Linked DNA regions of Homo sapiens: region 2 is linked to region 1. A link is a loop called in an ENCODE intact Hi-C map of the cell type or tissue named here. Cell type or tissue: heart right ventricle. All regions are shown on one strand. Each heading gives the region's core, and the rest is flanking DNA. Links, peaks and the distances in the headings are about the cores only. Region 1 holds the start of LOC124901185 (a long non-coding RNA gene). Region 2 has its middle 59 kb from the start of C5orf46.

Evidence for each region. Hi-C counts contacts between places; a loop is a spot of excess contacts. Peaks named below come from ENCODE experiments on the same cell type or tissue, not always from the same donor. Only the 100,000 strongest peaks of a DNase experiment are listed, where the experiment ranks them.
Region 2: a loop joins it to region 1, with 4 times the contacts of the local background. A loop is called at or near these places in 14 of 110 quality-filtered maps.

Annotation. Positions count from the first base shown.
Region 1 is chr5:148,087,143-148,096,886 of GRCh38, reverse strand. It overlaps SPINK5 (serine peptidase inhibitor Kazal type 5), which reads right to left. Exons shown (of 33, transcript NM_006846.4): 6 at 8,282-8,345; 7 at 7,266-7,393; 8 at 5,659-5,722; 9 at 2,406-2,533; 10 at 982-1,069. LOC124901185 (a long non-coding RNA gene) reads left to right here and starts at 3,145. Exons shown (of 3, transcript XR_007059139.1): 1 at 3,145-3,305; 2 at 7,084-7,533. In heart right ventricle, for the core only: no CTCF peak of the experiment used is centred there; no DNase peak of the experiment used is centred there; H3K27ac peaks cover 2,035 bases.
Region 2 is chr5:147,960,169-147,969,912 of GRCh38, reverse strand. No RefSeq gene overlaps it. Among named protein-coding and RNA genes, the nearest start is that of C5orf46, 59 kb to the right of the region's middle. In heart right ventricle, for the core only: no CTCF peak of the experiment used is centred there; a DNase peak (open chromatin) is centred at 5,662; H3K27ac peaks cover 3,723 bases.

The DNA.
Region 1 (9,744 bases), core at 45-8,044:
TTTGGAAAGCTGAGGTGTGAGGATAGCTTGAGAGTGGGAAGTCAAGGCTGCAGTGAGCCATGATCCCACCACTACACTCCAGCCTGGGTGACAGAGAAAAAAAAGAAAGAAAGAAATTGTCTTAAAAAAAAAAAGAAAAGAAAAGAAAAAGAAAAAGAAAAAAAGAAAGAAAGAAAGAAAATGGAGTTATACTGGCAGAGGGTGGCCTGATGGAGTGGCTTACTTAGGAGAACTGTTGACTGCACATCATAGAAGTCTGGAAAACTGTCTGTAAGAAATAAGTTAGGGTTTCTATAAGAAGTGAAATGGTCTGAATATACTCTAGAATATCTTCAAACATTGGAATTTTATAGCATCGCTGACTCGTGGAACCATAGTTTTTGTTCTCATATTCTATGACATATGAAAACAACATGGAGGATGAATTAAATCTTGAAGATTGAGAAAGATGGAGACCAACAGTGTACAAACCAGGTACAATGCCAATACGTCAATGCAAAAGAAAACTATTAAGTGTCTGAGCTAAGAGGGTAGCAGTAGAAAAACAGACAGGTGACTAGTTAAAAGATACTTAGAAAGCAGAGAACAGTATAATTTAAAAGGAAGCACATTAAAATTCAACATTGATATTGTTTTTGAAGTAAATACCTTCACAATAGCTACCACACATCGAAGACTACATATCACACTTTGAATTCAGACAATGTTTTGATATTTCACCTTCATTTAGGAGTGCAAAACTACATTATTAATGTGACTTGATTAATTGCCTCCATATACAGCTAGAAATTGTAATGCCATAATTTTTTAATCTAAGTTTCACAAAATAATAACTAGAAATTAGTTTCCAGCAAACCTACTAGTAGTGTGGAAAATATTAAACAATATTGAAAGTGCATACTATGTAATATGCACTCTCTCACACACGCACCCCCCCACACACACACAAGTTGTAACTAGATTGATCAAACTGATTCTCACCACAATTTCTCTTTTAACTTTAGTTTTTTCTTCAGCTTTTCCCAAATTTTGATCTGTTTTACTGTTTTCCTCTGAAAAACGCTGCTTGCTGGAAAAAGTAAAATAAATGAGTAGAGATGCTTCCGATCTTCATGTTACAAAACAGTCATTAGGTATAGATGGAAAAATATCTAAGTTGTCCTGAGTTTTAGTACAAACACTTTAAAAACACCTCAAATCCCCAAAAAGACCCTTTAATTTCACCTTTATACCATTTACTTCCACTAAAATGATCTTTTTTCTCATCTCCCTTTCTTAAAAGAAATTTAAAACTCTGCAGCTTAAATTCTACCTTTTTGAAGAAGACATTCCAGTTCCCAAATACAAATGAGCGCTATGTCTATTGCTGTGTTTTTGTATCGAATAGTCTTCTCTTATACAGCAGTTTTTATTCTATTTTGCAATATATAAATATGTGCACATGTCCATGGCTTATTTCTGCTACTGAACTTAAGCTTCTTGAGAGTGGGAGATCTTCATTCATATCTTCATTCATTCATTTAGTGAGTAATTATGGTTTTTTGGGCAAGTGTTGGCTGGGCCCTGGGCATGCAGGAGTATATAATACAAACACATACCCTGCCCTCTTGTAGTTCTTGAGGCTGGTAGAAAAGACTGAAAGTCAACAAAAACTTGGAGAAATAATTGTATAATTGCCAACTGTGATGGTGGTTAGAAAAGACAATTACTAAGGATTATGAGAATTTAATTTCAATTAGGGAAGGACTTTAGGAGTTCTTGTCCAAGGAAAGATAATCTGAAATGTAATCTACAAGAGGAGGGGACATCATCTGGCCAAGACCGGGAGGAACTGGCATAGGACAGGACACAGGAAAGGGCTTGTAGAGCTAGAGAAGCCGAAAGTGTCATGAGATGTCATCTAAGACATTTTCATAAATGTGATAATTTGTATGTTGTGAGATTTGCCCTTCTCCCAAGGTCATATGTCCCAGATAAAAAGATAAGAGTAATCCAATTAATGTATAAACCTGAAGTATCTGAGAGTGTTGCATCAACACTGTTACCATGGGATAATTACTGAAGAAAAACAATCGAAGTCGTGGTACCTGCTTTTACCCCCATTCTATACTAGAATTAGTTCACAAACAGTTTCACATAGGTCACAGTCACAGGGGAATGTTAAGAAGTGTGCTATGCTGTAAGTCAATATTTCAACTGGAAAATGGAATCCATTTCTCTTCAGAAATAGACAAACATCAGTAGTGCCTGCTCACTAGGTGGCATTATGATTTGTGGAGGGCATAAAACTGCTCAGATGGTTCTCAACAACAAAGCTTCCTTTCAAAGTTATTTTTACTCATCAATCCAATCAATCTCCACTCCCACCCTTTGAATCACTCTGAAAAAACCACTTCTATACTCACAAAATTTCAGCACACAGGGCACATTTGTTGCCATGCATCCTGCCGTCAGGGCCACGGACTGGATCACTCTCCCGTGTACAAAAAAGCCTTCCATTTCTCACTTGTTTTTCATATTCCTTGCAAAAATCCTTTGAAAAGACAATTATATTTATTTTACTTCATTTCATTTCAGGATATTTTATTTTTTGAGACAGGATTTTGCTGCATTGCGCAGGGTGGATTGCAGGGGAATGATCATAGCTCAGTGAAGCCTCTAACCTCTAGGCTCAGAGATCCTTCCACCTCAGCTTCCTAACTAAATGGGACTACAGACATGCACCACCACACCCGGCTAAATTTTTTCCTTTTTGGTAGAGACTGGATCTCATCATGTTGCCCGGGCTGGTCTTGAATTCCTTGGCTCAAGTAATCTTCCTGCCTTGGCCTCCCAAAGTGTTGAAATTATAGGCATGAACCAACACATCCAGCCAACAAGTAATTTTATTTACCATTTTTCTACGTTTTAATCTGGAAACTTTATAATAGATTTATTACCACAAAACATCAGGTCTAGAAGTTGGCAAATACATACAACATATTAATGAGGATTACTAAGAAACAGTAATTATATTGTCAACTACTTGGCACTTGTATCTGTTATGTGGTAGGTTTATTAAAAGATAAAAAACAGCCTCGGAAAAAATAAGGCTGACCAAGAGTTTTCTTGGATTAAAACTAGGTATTTCTTTTTAACTTTCAGATCAATAGGGGTCAGGGGATATCTTTCATGAGGTTCCAGCACAAACACAACAAAATGCAGCAGCCAAATCACAAAAAAAAAAAGAAAAAAAAGTTGTGAGAAGATGAGATGTCTAAAAGTGACTTAATATGGATCAAGTCAAGAATAATCCAGCTAAGTTTGTAAGTATAAAGAAACAAGATGTTATCCAACAGTGTTATGCTTACTTTAGTTGATTTTCTCTATGGATCTGTGGATAATTTTTGTGTATTCTGCCTTCTTTATCCATAATAATTTCTGACATTGTAGAGAGAGAGTAGATCTAATTTCCTTTCACCCTCACCTTAGACAGATAGATCATCAAGACTGATACTCATTTAGAAAAGCTAAAAAGGAGTGACTTCCCCCCACCAAAAAAAATCCAAGAAAGATTTGTTTTCAGATTTCCTGATGCTTTGGTTCAATACTTTCAGGCTACTTTCTGTGTTTTGAAAACTCTACTATGTGAGGAGGGCTAAACTTTACCAAAAAAATGATACTCTAAGCTACTCTAGGCTTGGGGATCTCTATGTCATTAAACATTTTGTGGTGAGATATAGTACTATAATATGACCTACAAAAAATCCTGGTCTATAACTTTCTTTTCAACTGTGTGACCTTCGTCATTCAATTTCAGGCAAGAAAACATGGGCATAAAGAGCATGGCTAGGAGTCAAATGACCTGGGCCACTAGATTGTCCCTCTCACCCAAATGGGAGACCACAGCAAAGTCCCTTCTCCTTTGGAACCACAGTTACTACTTCTACAATGAGGTTTTTGGAACAGATGCTCTGTAGGACCTTTTCTAGATCTAGCATTCTTTGGTTTTTTAAAAAATAATTCAAATTCCATTGGGATGCTTTAACAGAGAATCCTAACTGCTTCCTATTAAGAAGATATTTATTTTTGGAGGAGCAATGGATGTGCTCCAAACCTCATGGTTGTAACAACCTAGAAATAGAGAAGCAGAAGACAGTCACCTGATAATCATAGCATGGTATAAAAAATTAATGCTCAATGATTCTCGTAAAAGAAACAATGATAATTTCAGTTTATAAGTTGTGATTCAGCCAAGGAGATTCTGAAGAAACACTGTGTTTGCAACCTAGTGACAAGTTAATTATAGGGAACATATTGAGCCATCACAATAAAGCAGTCCTATTCACACCATCATGCCCGGTGACCCCACCAAAACAATGACCCTAGCCACAGAGAGGAAGAGGGAAGTACAGAGACCTAATGAAAAACAAAGGAAAATAACTCTCTGTGTTTATGAAGTAATAAAATGTTAACTATCACAGGATGACCCAAAGTTTTAGACTGAAATTTAACAACCACCACAAAAGAATTCCTTTTCAATCCTTGGCAAGTGTTGCATAAACTGTAGATGGTTCTGAATACTTAGTTTTCCTAAATGTAAACCTTCAATACCCTATTTAGGTTGAGAGCTTTGCTTCATTAAATAAGCATTACGAACTGAAGGGCTAGCTCTTGACTACCAAAAGGTGGGCTTGTTTCTTCCTTTAGGAAAACATAAGCCCTACGATCTGCAAAAAGGAGTGCACTTGTATTAGTACAAAAGTGTGCAGGATGTAGAATCACAGTCCAACAGGAAGGTAAAATTCAGGTCATTATCCAACCTCTTTACTTTGCTGACAAGAAAATTAAGGCCCAGGATGATTATTTACTTAGTCTCCCACACCCAGAGCATGGCAAAACCAAGGCTAAAACTCAGGCGTTCTGACTTCTCAACAAAAGGTTAGCCATTTAGCAAAGAAACTGCTATCCCTCTCATTGAAAGTAGGTGATTTAAGAAATCCAGGCTGCATTACCTAAAGTGCTTATTCAAAACTTTTTATACTAGATTGAATAATTAAATTATCAAGTAATTTCAAAAAAATAATTTTAAGGATTTTTTTAAAACACATTCTAAAAATTTGTCTTTTTTTTTTTTTAAAGCAGAATCAAGACCTTTATAAATGCAGGTTTTTCTGAACAGAATAATCACAATGGCAAAGTGAATAACTTCAACTTGTGTCAATTTAATTGCACATAAAATGCACTAGTGGATATAGTGTTTAAAACACTCTCACTATTTTAAAATTATTCCTGTTTAATTTATATTTCATTGCCAATTTTAAACAATTTATACAGAGTAAAATGGGTTTACACTAAACCAAAAAGAAGGCTGCTAGAAATTAAGCAGAATTTGGTTTATACAAACTTTCTATCTTATATCTTCTTTTGGGGGCTAGAGGACTGGAGAAACACAGGTGGAAACTGCACATTTTGGGCCTTAGGTAGGAAATGCTGTTTTAAATCTGAATCTAATGATTAATATTCTAGGAATAGTCAATTTGGGGAATTTTGATATTAAGAAAAATATCTATATAATAATAAAAGACAATGACTTTATTTCATTACTCAAAGGTTTAGGCATACATTTGTTAATAAATATGGCCACAAGAACAAAATTGCGTTGGTGAGTCATTTTACCTTTTCAGCATTTCGTCGAATTCTAGTTTCACCCTCTCGCTTGGCATTTTCAGCTTCTTTTAAACTGTTAAGAAAAGTAAACAGTTGGTCAGTTTATGACTCAATCATATTTTCAGTATCCTCAGTCCTGTGCTAAACACTTTCATATCCTCTGCTACGAATTGCTGAAAATGATCCTCTTACAAGAGACAAGCATTTCCGTCTTCAATGCCTGAGCCAGAGAAATTGCCAAAGATAAGGAAAGAAAGAAAGACGGCAATAGCTTATCTGGGAAACTTGCTTTCTGTAAATTAGCTTTCTTGCCTATAGTAAGAAAGGGTGTGAAACTGACTCACTGACAGTCAATTAGAAGCTTTGTTCTGTAAAACTGAATGGGTGTGACACCTTGATTGACAAACAGAAGATTGTCAGGAAAATTCCCTTTAACAGGCAGAACCAAGAGCTTTAAAATAATGCTGTGACAAGGGTGAAACCAAACTGAGCATTTGAGACATTGCCATCCACACCCTTAAGTATAACTTTGTATACCTTGTAAAGTATTTGTTTGCTTTCATGTAAAAGTACTAAGTTGTTAATGAAAGCTACATTTGAATTGAGCTTTAAGCCCTTTCACATCTATCATTTGATTAGCGTCTCATTCCGGAGATAGGTGTGGCTATCTCAGTTCCACAGAGTAAGAAACCAGGAGTTAGAGAGGTCAAATTCCCCTTTTCACATAATGCATAAAAAGAAAAAAAAACCCTACAGAATTAGGGCAGATTTGAACATTGAGAGAACATGTCTCCTAGATAAGAAAGTGGAAATCAGGCTGATTTCCTGTCTGGAAACCAGTTATCATCACTGTTTTGTAAACCTGATTGGACATGTCCTTGAATTCTACAAGGACTAACTGTAATTTTCAAAGGCAGGTGTGACGTTTGTTTGCTAATCAGTTAAATCTCTGTCCTGATTTTAAAGTTCCAGTGATGTAAATATAGCAATTTAAGGTTTGCTGGCACGTGAATTAGAGAGTCTAAACCTTGTTTAACAGCCAGAATATGAAAGACTAATTAGATCTTATCCACATCTGCGTCTTTAATGCCCAAGCACTGCCAGGCACTCAGATAAAGATTAACCCAATAGCCCTTCCTTTTGTAATGATCCGCGTTCCACTTTTTAAGCTAATAAATAGATTCAGACACATGGCATTATTACTATTATTATTTTAATTAGCCTCACATTACTCAGGAAGGGTCTCTACATATGCCCAAATGAAGCAATGGATGTCAGACGACTGACCTAGATCATTCCATATGAAAGTGCTTTCTAAATTTTAAAATATTGTGCCTTATAAAACACTATACATTTTCAAATTACTGTAATTTAAAAGAAATGAGAGTCTTGAATTTAATAACTAACATGACCACCTTATTCTCTTCTTTTAAGAAACTTCAATCAATGATAAGAAGAAAAAGAAAAGAAGCCTTTCTGTGAGAAAGGCTATTTCACAGTGTAAAGACAAAGAATTGCATGCTTCATGAAAAGGATTTTATCTCTCTGCTGAGTGATTCTCGGGACAGCAACCAAGTGCATCATCATCAAGTCCACCTGGGGATGATGCTACTTACAACAGCTCAGCACACATTGCACACTTATTGCCATGCGTCTTCCCATCAGGACCAAGAACAGGATCATTTTCCCTTGTGCATCCAAGTCTTCCATCTCTAACAAAGGGCCGAAAAGCACTGCATACATCCTGAAGAACAGGGAAAAGAACTTGAAACTTACCAAGATTGTAATGCTGACAACACTGTTTTCAGAAATTTTATTGAACTCAGTCCCTCTGACATTGCTATGGGCCACTTAGAGCAGTACCAGCTGTGTAGATGTAGCTCAGTAAGTACTCTATAATTCATGTGGTTAAATATAAAACTTTTTTACTTGTTTATTCATTTATTTAGTAAACAGATAACCTACTATGTGCCAGAACTCAGACAGAGCACAGTCCTTGCCATCAACTTGCTCCCAATCTCCTAGGTGATAAAAAGAGACATTTAAAATTGCATGATGCTAAATGACTTGGTGCAAGTCACCTCAGGTGCTCTGGAAGCTTATAAAAAGGGCATCAGACCTTGAAAATTAGGAAAATCATTCACCTGGAAAAAGACAAGTGTGACATGTATGAGATCCTTTCTTCCTTCCCCTTCCCCTACCATCACAGGCTCACAAAACTGTATCATAGAAAAAAAATCTATTTAGTTCAAATCTCATTTTAGGTTAAGTAATTTGTCCAAGGTCTCCAAACAGCAAGTGACACTGCTGGGGTTTTAACGCAGGCTAAGTGACTGAAGTGTTGTGCCCTTTCTACTACACATGTAGTTTCCTTTTTATTTCTTCTTCTTCTTTTTTTTTTTATACAAAGCAGCAATAGATTGAAAGATCTAACCACCAAAGTAATCTGATCCAGTTTCAGAGACTATAATTAGCTTTTTCATATTAGTGGGCAGTACTGGGTATTCCATTTCACATAAAGCAAGAATTAATTCCTTCCAAGGCTCCCACCTAAGAAGGAAGAGGAGAGCACCTACTTACTATTTGAAGTTAGCCTCCCAGTATTTCCCATCAGGCTGACAATTGACCTCACCTGCTCTGGATTACTGCTCTTACATTCCCCTTCACTTTTTACACCAATTTGGGACCCGGTTTTCCTAGAATCAAAAGTTAGTAGACACAGCAGTTTAATATCACAGAACTTCCCACCATTCAAACCTAACTGCTCTACATTGCATTGTCATTCTCCTTTACTCCCGAAAACAGCTGCCACATAGTATTATTTTATTACTTTTTCTAATAAAAGTCACTGTTTATAACTTCAAGTCAAAGAAATGTAGTTAACATGGAAGAGATGGTAAAGATTCAGACTTGTAAATGTTATTTATAGAAATCTTTTTTTAACCTTTGTTTAGAGGAGGGATCCACATCAGAAGATGGGGAAAAGTAAAGCTTGTAACTGGATAATAGATAACACTCAGCACCCAAGGAACTTTGTTGTTTTAAATAAACAAAGTCAAATTTGTATTATCTAACATCCCACTATACTACTCTTTATTTGGGTTATGAAGACTAGTATTTTATTTTTCATAGAAAGTACATAAAGTCTTGATAATTAATTTTGTTCAGTCTCGTAGACCTTTAAAGTATATCTGAAAACACAGAACCGCAAATGTAAGACATATTTCCTAATTTGTAAAAAGTTAAAGCAGATTACAATGATAACATCTGTAAAACAATAAAAATTTAGTAAAAACAATATAAAGAAAAAAACTAAATATTTAAAAGTGATAAGAAAAAAGTTATTTCAAAGGATATCAGCTGAGGGGCACTATAAAAATAAAATTTTCAATTTTATTGTAGAGCCTCCTAGCAGCTAGAGCTGCAAGGGAAACAACACAAGGAGAAGTATGATTCTCATCGCATAGTACAAAGTACATAGTACAAAGAAATATACCAGAAATTAGGGGAGAGAAACTTTCACCTGGACCAGAGATTTAAAGATTTATAATGGGATTCCCCACATAAGACACAGTAAGAATTAAATATATAGCATGCTCATACTTGTGCTACACAATATATATCTGATAAAAATCTGTGTGTTCTTCATATATCTACGTTTGTTTTCGGTTTCTCTATGTTGACCCTTGGTGAGAGTTGAGGACATAATTTTAAAGTGAATTTCTGAAAATACCATCCTGCAAAAGATGAGAGTGTTTTAATGCAGTTTTATTTTGCTGAAAATATTTATTGCAAGGAGAGCTAAAGCTTGCAGGATCTCAAAAAGTGAATAATTATAATACCCCTCATTAGCCTGTACACACCTTGGTTTTCATATTTGCAAAACCTTAAGACCAGACAATTCAAGATTGAGATCACAAGCCAGAACCCGCCAAGCAGGTATGTCATCTTGTTGGTGAAGACAATTGATAACCAAATCTAGCATTGAAGGTAGAGAAAGAACAAAACAGGGACAAGATATAGGACAGTAAGATGCCTTAGCTATTTGGTAAATGTTGAGAGATGGGAAGAAATTTAATATTGAAAGTCTCAATT
Region 2 (9,744 bases), core at 845-8,844, 130 kb after region 1:
CCTTATGAAACTCTGAAGTATTATTCTTGACCTTTTTTCTTCAGTTTCTTATTGCTTGCCACCTTGGGTTGTAGTTATTTCGGGACAGACATCATAGCCCTCTCTGTTTCTTCCAATGCCAAGAACTGTCATTATTCAAAGTAGTCATTTTATAATTATTTGTGGAGCAAAGAAAATAGAACATAGAACAGAAACAGAAAAGAAGTTGGGCAACAATTTATTTAGTTAATCAAACTATAAATATTTCCAAGGTTTTAAAAGGAAGGTACACCAGCCCCATAATTACTAGAAGAGGCATGACTGTTCTAACAGCCTTGACTCAACCGTCCAGAATTCTCCCTTCCCTTGGAGAATTCTCCCTTTGTTATCTGCTGCCATTTCTGTGCTCAAAACCAGATGGACTCTGCTTCTTCCTCCATTTAAAATTGTGTCTCTATTTGGACCAAAATCCTTTTTCTTATGATGTTAGTGTGAAAAAACATCAGAACTATATTTTCAAAACGAATATTAGTCTATGCCAAATAGTGCAATAAGATAATAACTTTAAGAAATAGAACTAAACAGGTTTCCAAAGGAGAAATTTCTGGTTCTTAGCTATTAAAAATAGAAAACTATGATAAAACAAAAATATTTGCCAAACACTTTATATACATTACCTCATCCCAGTGAGAATGATATTATTTTTATTTCCATTTTGTATTTTACAGAGAATTTAAGTAACTTGCTGAACTACACATGGTGAGTGGTAGAACTGGAATGTGAATGCATATTATCCTGTTTTTAAAGTCACTTCTATTAATTATATGTCTTAGAGTCTCCCAACTTCTTCCCAAGGACAGTCCCAACCATGCTTATGAGTCATTTTCCGTCGGCCCCTCTCCATGGGCGCAGTGCCATTACCTCCCTTGCTCATTTCTCTATCTTGCTTCATTACTTGAGTGATTTCAGAAGAGATTACAGAAAACTTTTTTTACTCCTTTGTTTTGCTCATTCAAAATTCCCAAAACAGAACGCTTGAACACTGCTGGTGGAAATGTAAATTAGTACAATCTCTATGGAAAACAGTGTGGAGATTTTTCAAAGAACTGCCATTCAATCCAGCAATCCCACTACCAGGTATCTACCCAAAGGAAAAGAAGTCACCATATCAAAGACACCTGCATGTGTATTTTTAGCACAGCACAATTCACAATTGCAAAGATATGGAATCCACCTAAGTGCCCATCAACTGATGAGTGGATAAAGAAAATGTGATATACCTATACCGTGGAATACTATTCAGTCACAAAAAAAAGAACAAAGTAATGTCTTTTGTAGGAATTTGGATGGAACTGGAGGCCATTATTCTAAGTGAAGTAACTCTGGAATGGAAAACCAAATACTGCATGTTCTCACTTGTAAGTGGGAGCTAAGCGAAGGATACGAAAAGACATACAGAGTGGTATCATGGACATTAGAGACTCAGATGGGACAGGCTGGGAGAGAGGGTCTGGGATTAAAAACTACTGGTTATAATGGGCATTATTTGGGTGATGGGTCCACTAAGAGCCCAGATTTCACCACTGGAACAGTTCATCCATGTAACCAAAAACCATTTGTACCCCTAAAGCTTAGAATGTTTTAAAAAATTACATTCCTAGAACCCATTGGCCTGTTCCATTTCTGAAAGAAGTCAGGAAGAAAAGGAATAATCAAATTCTGGCACTTCCTCCACAAAGCAAGAGAGGCAGACTCAAGAAAGGATGTTTCTTTCTCATACAAGTGAACATCTCTTTGTACCATTCCAGGGACTGTCACTCAGGCAAGAGTCTCCATCTACCCACACATATGCATGGAGTGGGTTTTATTATTGGTAATAATGAAAAAAACTAGCATTTATTGGGGTCTCCTTTTTCTCAGTACTTGCAAAATGTTTAATATTCTTTACCTTATTACTTTTTCACATCCACACTGTTAAATAGATATTGCTATCACCAGTTTGCAGATTATCATACAAATTAAGCAATTTTGTCTAAACTCACCAACCCTGAAAACTGATGTTTGAACACTGGTCTTTCTGTCTGCAAAGCCCTGGTTGCAAACCTGCTTCCCATATTGCATCTGATCCCACCCCATCAAAATTTTATTATTCAAAATTTGAATATAACACTGATATAATGCAAACATGTACACACATGCATGCACATAAAATCATCATATTTATGCATTATGTAATTTGATACCTACAGGTATTTTCTTACAGTGTCTTTCAAGTTTCACTTAGCAATGTTGCGACCAAGCAAGCTGTATGAATTCCACAAATAGCATTGATAAGAAGATGCAATTCAGTGGAAGCTTTATTATTATAACTAAACTGTTCATGGCTTTTTATAGTTTATAAACACTGTCATCTAGTTCTCATTTGATGCTTGTATCAACCATGAATGTGAAATTATCATATTTTGCAGAAAAGATACAGCTTCTAATAATCAGAAAACAATCTGAAGTTAGAAGCTAGCAAAACAAAGACAGGGGAATTGAATCTTGGTTCAAACTTCAAAGTTGGGGATCTACATCACTTCCCACTGCCTCTTTTTATGTATTTCATGGATTCTTCCCTTATCCTAAATTATTCTCAGTGTGGTTGCTGATCGTGGTCATCTATGAAGCTGAACATTTCCCCAGATAGAAATCTCCAACCAATTCTATTACTAGAATGATTTTACCGGGATATAGTCCTTAATTTTTTTCCTAACTCTTTCACTTCTCAGTGAAATGCCTAGATACAGCCCAAGGTGAAATGGAGTGAATAGCTCAGTGCCATCTATTGCTGAGTCAGCTGATGCACGGTCTATGGGTCTGCGTGACTGAAGGCAGTTGATTCCCAAAGGCAGACCTCTTCATCTCCTCAGCAGCCCCAGGGCTGCTTCAACAAACCAGCACATTGTCTGGGATGGCCTTTAGAGTGCAGAAATCTTGTTTGCCACCTTTGTTTTCAAAGTGAAAAGACAGAAGGATAGGAAGCTTTTTCCATCTGAAACCCTGCATCAACAGTCTTTCGCCTGCATGTTTTCTGATTACATACACTCATATGAATGAGACATTGGGCAATGATTTCAAGACATAACTTCTTGTGAATTAATGTTAACTCCTGTTACATTATTTAGCATTAGTGTTAAATAACTACCCAGAAACAACTGCAATCCCAATCCAGTTAAGCAAAGCCATATCTGAGACATATACACCATTCTATACTATAGCACTACCAAGAGTGGTGAATAAGCTAGATAAGAACAAGATAAAGGCCTATTCTTTATGTCTCATAGACAAAACCACCATCACAGCCTACCTTCAGTACTGTATTAGCCTCCAGGGTATTCTCTGTGCACATATTTGACCCCTACAATCTAATCTCCAAAGACCAGCCATGGGTTATCTGAAAGCATAAATCATATCGTCACTCCCCTTCTTAGCAATACCCGATGGCTTCCCATTACTCAGAATAAAATCCAAACTCCTTACAAAGCCTGGTTGCTTAGATTTTATTCAGAGAATGTCTTAGATAAATACTTGGAAAATTCAAGATCATAAGTCCATGAACAGACAGCAGAGGAAGATATTCCTGTAAAATACTTTGATTTGGGGGAAGACCTGAGAACAGCAAGAAAAGGAGATGTTCACAGTGAAAGAGGAAAGCTGGGAGATAGTCACCCAAAGAAAATAATATGTTCCTTATGGAGATCTGAAGAAAAGCAGTCAAAGTCTAGGCTGTGGTTAGGTTTTTATCAGAAAGCAGGATTATTTAGCTCAAAAGCAAGCAATGGAGCTTTATTCAGTTTATTTTAAAAAATATTTTAAAGGATTATTAGGATTATGGCATCTTCAAAGATGAAGAAAATTAAGAATAAGCTACTCCAAGATCCTTAATTCATATACATGGAAAGTAATTTCCAAACAGGAGTGAGTGTTTGGAAATTACTCTGTGCACAGAGTAATTGCTCCAGTTGTGCAATCAGTGGGTGGTATTTATACAAAGAGGACTGAGTTGCCTGGGATCTCTCATGAGGTGGTGTCAAAGCCAGGACCAGAACTCAGGGATGCACACTCAGACTCAATGCTTTCAAACAATATGTTATGAGGAGCTAATTTATTTTTTTTCCTTTTTTCTTTTGTTTGTTTTCTATTCATCACAATTTAATGCTTTAAATTAAATGAAAATATATTCACATATGTTAAATACAAGTCTACATTTTACCACTGTTAGATTTAAGACATAAAGATACTTTATGTCTTATGCTTATTCTCAGTTCTGTACTTACTACACTGCAGACCAGTAACAGTTTGTGGATCAGCACCAATCTGTAGGCAGCACTTTGAGTAGCACAGCTTTGCATGTCCTAACCAACCACTCTTGCAGGTTCATGAGATGCTTCTCCATAGCAAGTTGATGCTTGACTTGCATAAGCACTTACAAAGCAGACTGCTGCCATCTCCAAAGGCGATCCTTTCTTCTTTGGATATAAACCTCACCATGAACTCACTTCCTCTGAGAAGCCCAGAAAAAGAGATACTGACCCTAGAAGTGACTTTAGCCATAGAACAGAAGGCCCCTCATGCTGAGCATGTTGAGCAACTGAAAAACACTCAGAATGGCCAACCAACGATAATGACATATATATATATACTTAGTGAGTTATCAATAATTTTCTTAGACATTTGTTTTCTACAAGAAGAATGCATCGAGAACATATTACAACCGCTTTCCAAAATTGCCTTGTGGTATCCTTCTGTCTCTATTGGCACTTCTCAGCCTCTCATGCTTCATGTTTTTTTTCCTCATAAAATATCAGCACCAGCATATTTTATCTTTGCTTGTTTTTCTGTGCCCACCAATAATGGCAATATACATACTATCTATTTTTTATCAGGTACTATCTTAAGTGCTTAACACACATTTATTTATTTAATCTTTAAAACAACCTTGTGATTTAAGTATCATTAATATCCCCACTGCAGAGATAGAGAAACTGGGAGAAAGTGAGTAGGTTCAGTTTTGAACTCAGTGAGATTGAAACACCTGTGAGATATTTATGTGTGGATATTCAGGAGCCTATTGTACACAATCTTGGAACTCAGAAGAGAAACAACATTAGAATTAGATACTAGAATCTTCAGTTGATGGAATAAAACCAGGTGGACTGGAGGAGATTTCTTGGAAGTGTGCACAGAGTAAGAAAGGGACCAGAGCCCTAAAGAGCAGCAAACACATCATGATCTGTCACTGAAGGCTTCAAATGAGTATATTTGCTGGATCCTTTGCAGTTGAACTGTTTACTGAGAGTGTCTGTCCCTCTATAAAGAAAAAGGAGCCCAGAGTCCACAATCTCTGGCATGCAAAAAGGGCAAAGAGGAACTGTGTTAGAAATGATGTCAGTGATAAGGAAGGGGTGGGGGCTGGAAACTATGCTCAGAAGGAACAATGTGTGTCTGTGGAACAATGGGGAACAAAAACAACAGGGCAAATGCTCCTTTAGTCTACAGAATTCTGAGGGGTTTACATGGGGGGCACTGGATAGACTTGTTCTTTGTGGTTCGAGGAGATGAAACTAGGACATGTGGGTGAAAGCTGCAGAGAAGCATATTTCAGCTTGTATGAAGAAGGATTTCCCATAGCCAGGGCTCTCAGTGTGGAACTGGTTGCCTGCCAGTATCCTCCACTGGGAAAAGGCCAGTTTCCACTTGAGAGTGAGACAGGATGGTTCCTCTCTGTACCCATGAGAAACCCTCACAGCAATTCCCACGGTTATGAGGAAGGATGTGAGGACAGAATAGGGATTTTCCTGGTTGGGCAAGAACTATGGGACAATAGCTGTGTGGTTCTCAAACAGCTCTTCTTGACAGTGATGTGGGTGATGAAAAGGCCAAGTCTCGGTGTCACAGCCAACAATAGTGTTCACAGAGCAATGGCTTTTCAATGCCGATGATCAGTAACTAAGTGTCCTCTCAAAACATAAGAGGAAAACTCTGGTTCCAAGTCCCTTGGATTTCACTGAAAAGCAGGGTTGGAATCTCCAGGTTGGAAGGACCTCAAAGCACTAGCTTGGCTCTTACCTATGTGAGAATCTCCCTTGCAGCATCCCTGATAAATGTCCTCCTGGTCCTGTTTACAAATCTTCAGTGATGAGCTTTCTGCAAGGCAGCTTTCCATGGTTCAAGAGTTCTCACTGTTATCGATGAAAAGTAAAAACAATAGTTCAGATTTATTGCATTCTCACTGTGTGCTGAACACCGGGCTGAATACTTTCCATGTATTGAAATCTTGAATCCTTGCCACAAAATTATTAAACAGCTTTAGTGTTATCCTCATTTGTCAGGAAGTGAGGAAATTAAGTATCACCATGTTAAGAATGTGTTCAAGGTCACACAAACTGATAGAACTGTCTTTAAAGAATATGATTTTCACAAAATCACTTCATTTGTAACATGTCTGAGAATCACCTTTACTATTTTTTACCTTTTTCTTTAAATTCTCTTGTATTAACAAAAACTTAAATACCTACTTTTAATCATTTCTTATACATCTGAAATCACAAAATCGGTGTAGTTGTGTATTTTTCTCTAAATATGTGTATTAAAACAAGTTCATAAGTAATAAAAAGCTACAAAATGTTCATCCACATGCTAAGTACAAATATCTAAATGCCATTTTTGTATGTACCATATTTTGGTAAACATTACTCTAAGGTATATTTCTTCTCATTTTTACATATTTATTTTTAAACCCAAACCTGATTGATTTTGTGGTAATTTTTCACTGTTGGTGTTAGCTCTGCCTTGTGAGCTTGCCAAGGAAAAGTCTTGGCGATCTTGGAAAAGTCCAAGGCTGGTTATAGAGTGTCTAAGAAGATTGTCTATATCCCCATTAAGAATTCTCCAGGTGTGGCAGGGCATGGTGGCTCACGCCTCTAATCCCAGAACTTTGGGAGGCCGAGGCAGGCTGATCACTGGAGGTCAGGAGTTCGAGACCAGCCTGGACAACATGGTGAAACCCTGTCTCTACTAAAAATACAAAAATTAGCTGGGCGTGGTGGCTCCTGTAATCCCAGCTACTCGGGAGGCTGAGGCAGGAGAATCGCTTGAACCTGGAAGGCGGAGGCTGCAGTGAGCCAAGATCACGCTATTGCACTCCAGCCTGGGCAATAAGAGCGAGACTCCGTCTCAAAAAAAAAAAAAATTCTTCAGGTGTGTCATTTTCTGTTCTTTTAACTTCTTCCACAGGGAGGTCTAGGTTCCACTAGACTCCCCTGGGCTGTAACTTTTGCCTGAAATACTCTATTTTGTAAAGTAGCCACAGTTGTTCTATAAGGGCATATACAACCCTAGTTATAGAGCCCAGAATCTTCACGCCTGTATCCAGAAGCTGCTTCCACGCGCAGGCCCAGCTCCATCCAGGGCTAGGGGCAGAATACACATCCTAATGGAAGGATCATAGTCTCAGCCCAGAAGACAGGAGCCCTTTCCCATTCCTGCCTGTCTTTTAGCTATCACATGAATTATGGGAGTCTGAGTTCACTAAACTAAAATACGAATATAATAATTCTTGTCCTGCCAGCGTCTCAGGATGGTTGTGAGAATAAAAATGAGACGATGGATTGTAGATTTTGTAAACCGTGAAAAGTCATAGATATTAGTCATTGCTGGGGCAGACTTCATGGCCTAAATATACCCTTACTTACCTCCTTGAGTGATCTATAAACCCAGGACACTTTCTAGCTCTTCTATAAAATATGAAGGTGGAGAAGTGGTATGTGGACAAGACTCAATGATACTCACGTAATTGATTAGGTGAGGAACTGCTGTGTGTCAGTTGCTATTCCAGGCCTTAAGATACAATGTTGAATGGGGGAGAGAAGCAGAGCTGATATTCAACCAGTAGAAACTAGTGGACGTACTGATTGCTACAATATCTAAATACTTTCATACTAATAGATGCATGCCATTTCCTTGAGTCTTATAGTTCACACACATTACCCTATCTACTCCAGCCCCTCACTCAGAACTTCCAGACCTCCCCACAAGCCAGCAACTGAAGGGTTAAAGTCCAGACTGCAGCCCCCACCTGCTGCCCTTCACCTGCCCCCACCTCTGCCGCCCCCAGCAGACTCTGTTCCAGGAATTTGCCCACTGTCAATTATGATTGATTAGTGCCATGTTGCACTGGTTGTTAAATAGTTTGAATATCACTCTGGGAGAACAGGTTCCATTCTATTGAGAAGAGATAGTAAACAAGTGAATGAAACAATGCATAATTCAATTGCAGACTATGATAAGAACTATAAAGAAATGAGTCGTGCTGGGGTGGAGAGGCGAAATCTTAGATAGCATGATCAGGAAAGGTCTCCATGAGGAAGTAAGATGTGAGTTGAGACAGGAATGGGAATAAGAAAACTAGAGCCAGCCATGCAATGATCCAAGGGAGGAGCATTGCCACAGAGGGAAGAATAGGAGCAAAAGCCCTTGGGCAGGAATGGGTTTGGCATGTATGAAGAATAGAAAGACAGCCCATGTGATCAGATGATAATGCAGGTTGCCCAAGGTAGGCATGGCTGGAGCATTTGTGTGCTGCAGTCTTTGGTAGCCTGGATTTTATTCCAAGTATGAGGAAAAACCATTAGAATGACTTAAATATGTTAAAATGTGGTTACCATATTTACAAAATACCTTATTCTGAGAAATTCAGGTCTCAGAAGGCACTCTCATATTGTCCCTCTACTGCAATCGAGAAACCTGAGGCTGATTCATCTTCTGCTAGGTGTATGTGGCGGATGATAACAAGCCATTCACCAGCCTAGAGGGACCAACCTATAAGGGTCTACAGCTTAGGGACCTTAAGAACAGGAAATTACCAATTGGGAGAAACTTTAATGAGGACAGGCAATCTTTTGGGACACTTTAAAACCAGCCTGGAGTTGCTTATCAGCTTAAGGAGATTTTGGGCTGAGACGATGGGGTTTTCTAGATAAACAATCATGTCGTCTGCAAACAGGGACAATTTGACTTCCTCTTTTCCTAATTGAATACCCTTTATTTCCTTCTCCTGCCTGATTGCCCTGGCCAGAACTTCCAACACTATGTTGAATAGGAGCGGTGAGAGAGGGCATCCCTGTCTTGTGCCAGTTTTCAAAGGGAATGCTTCCAGTTTTTGCCCATTCAGTATGATATTGGCTGTGGGTTTGTCATAGATAGCTCTTATTATTTTGAAATACGTCCCATCAATACCTAATTTATTGAGAGTTTTTAGCATGAAGGGTTGTTGAATTTTGTCAAAGGCTTTTTCTGCATCTATTGAGATAATCATGTGGTTTTTGTCTTTGGCTCTGTTTATATGCTGGATTACATTTATTGATTTGCGTATATTGAACCAGCCTTGCATCCCAGGGATGAAGCCCACTTGATCATGGTGGATAAGCTTTTTGATGTGCTGCTGGATTCGGTTTGCCAGTATTTTATTGAGGATTTTTGCATCAAAGTCTCAGGATACAAAATCAATGTACAAAAATCACAAGCATTCTTATACACCAACAAGAGACAAACAGAGAGCCAAATCATGGGTGAACTCCCATTCACAATTGCTTCAAAGAGAATAAAATACCTAGGAATCCAACTTACAAGGGATGTGAAGGACCTCTTCAAGGAGAACTACAAACCACTGCTCAAGGAAATAAAAGAGGACACAAACAAATGGAAGAACATTCCATGCTCATG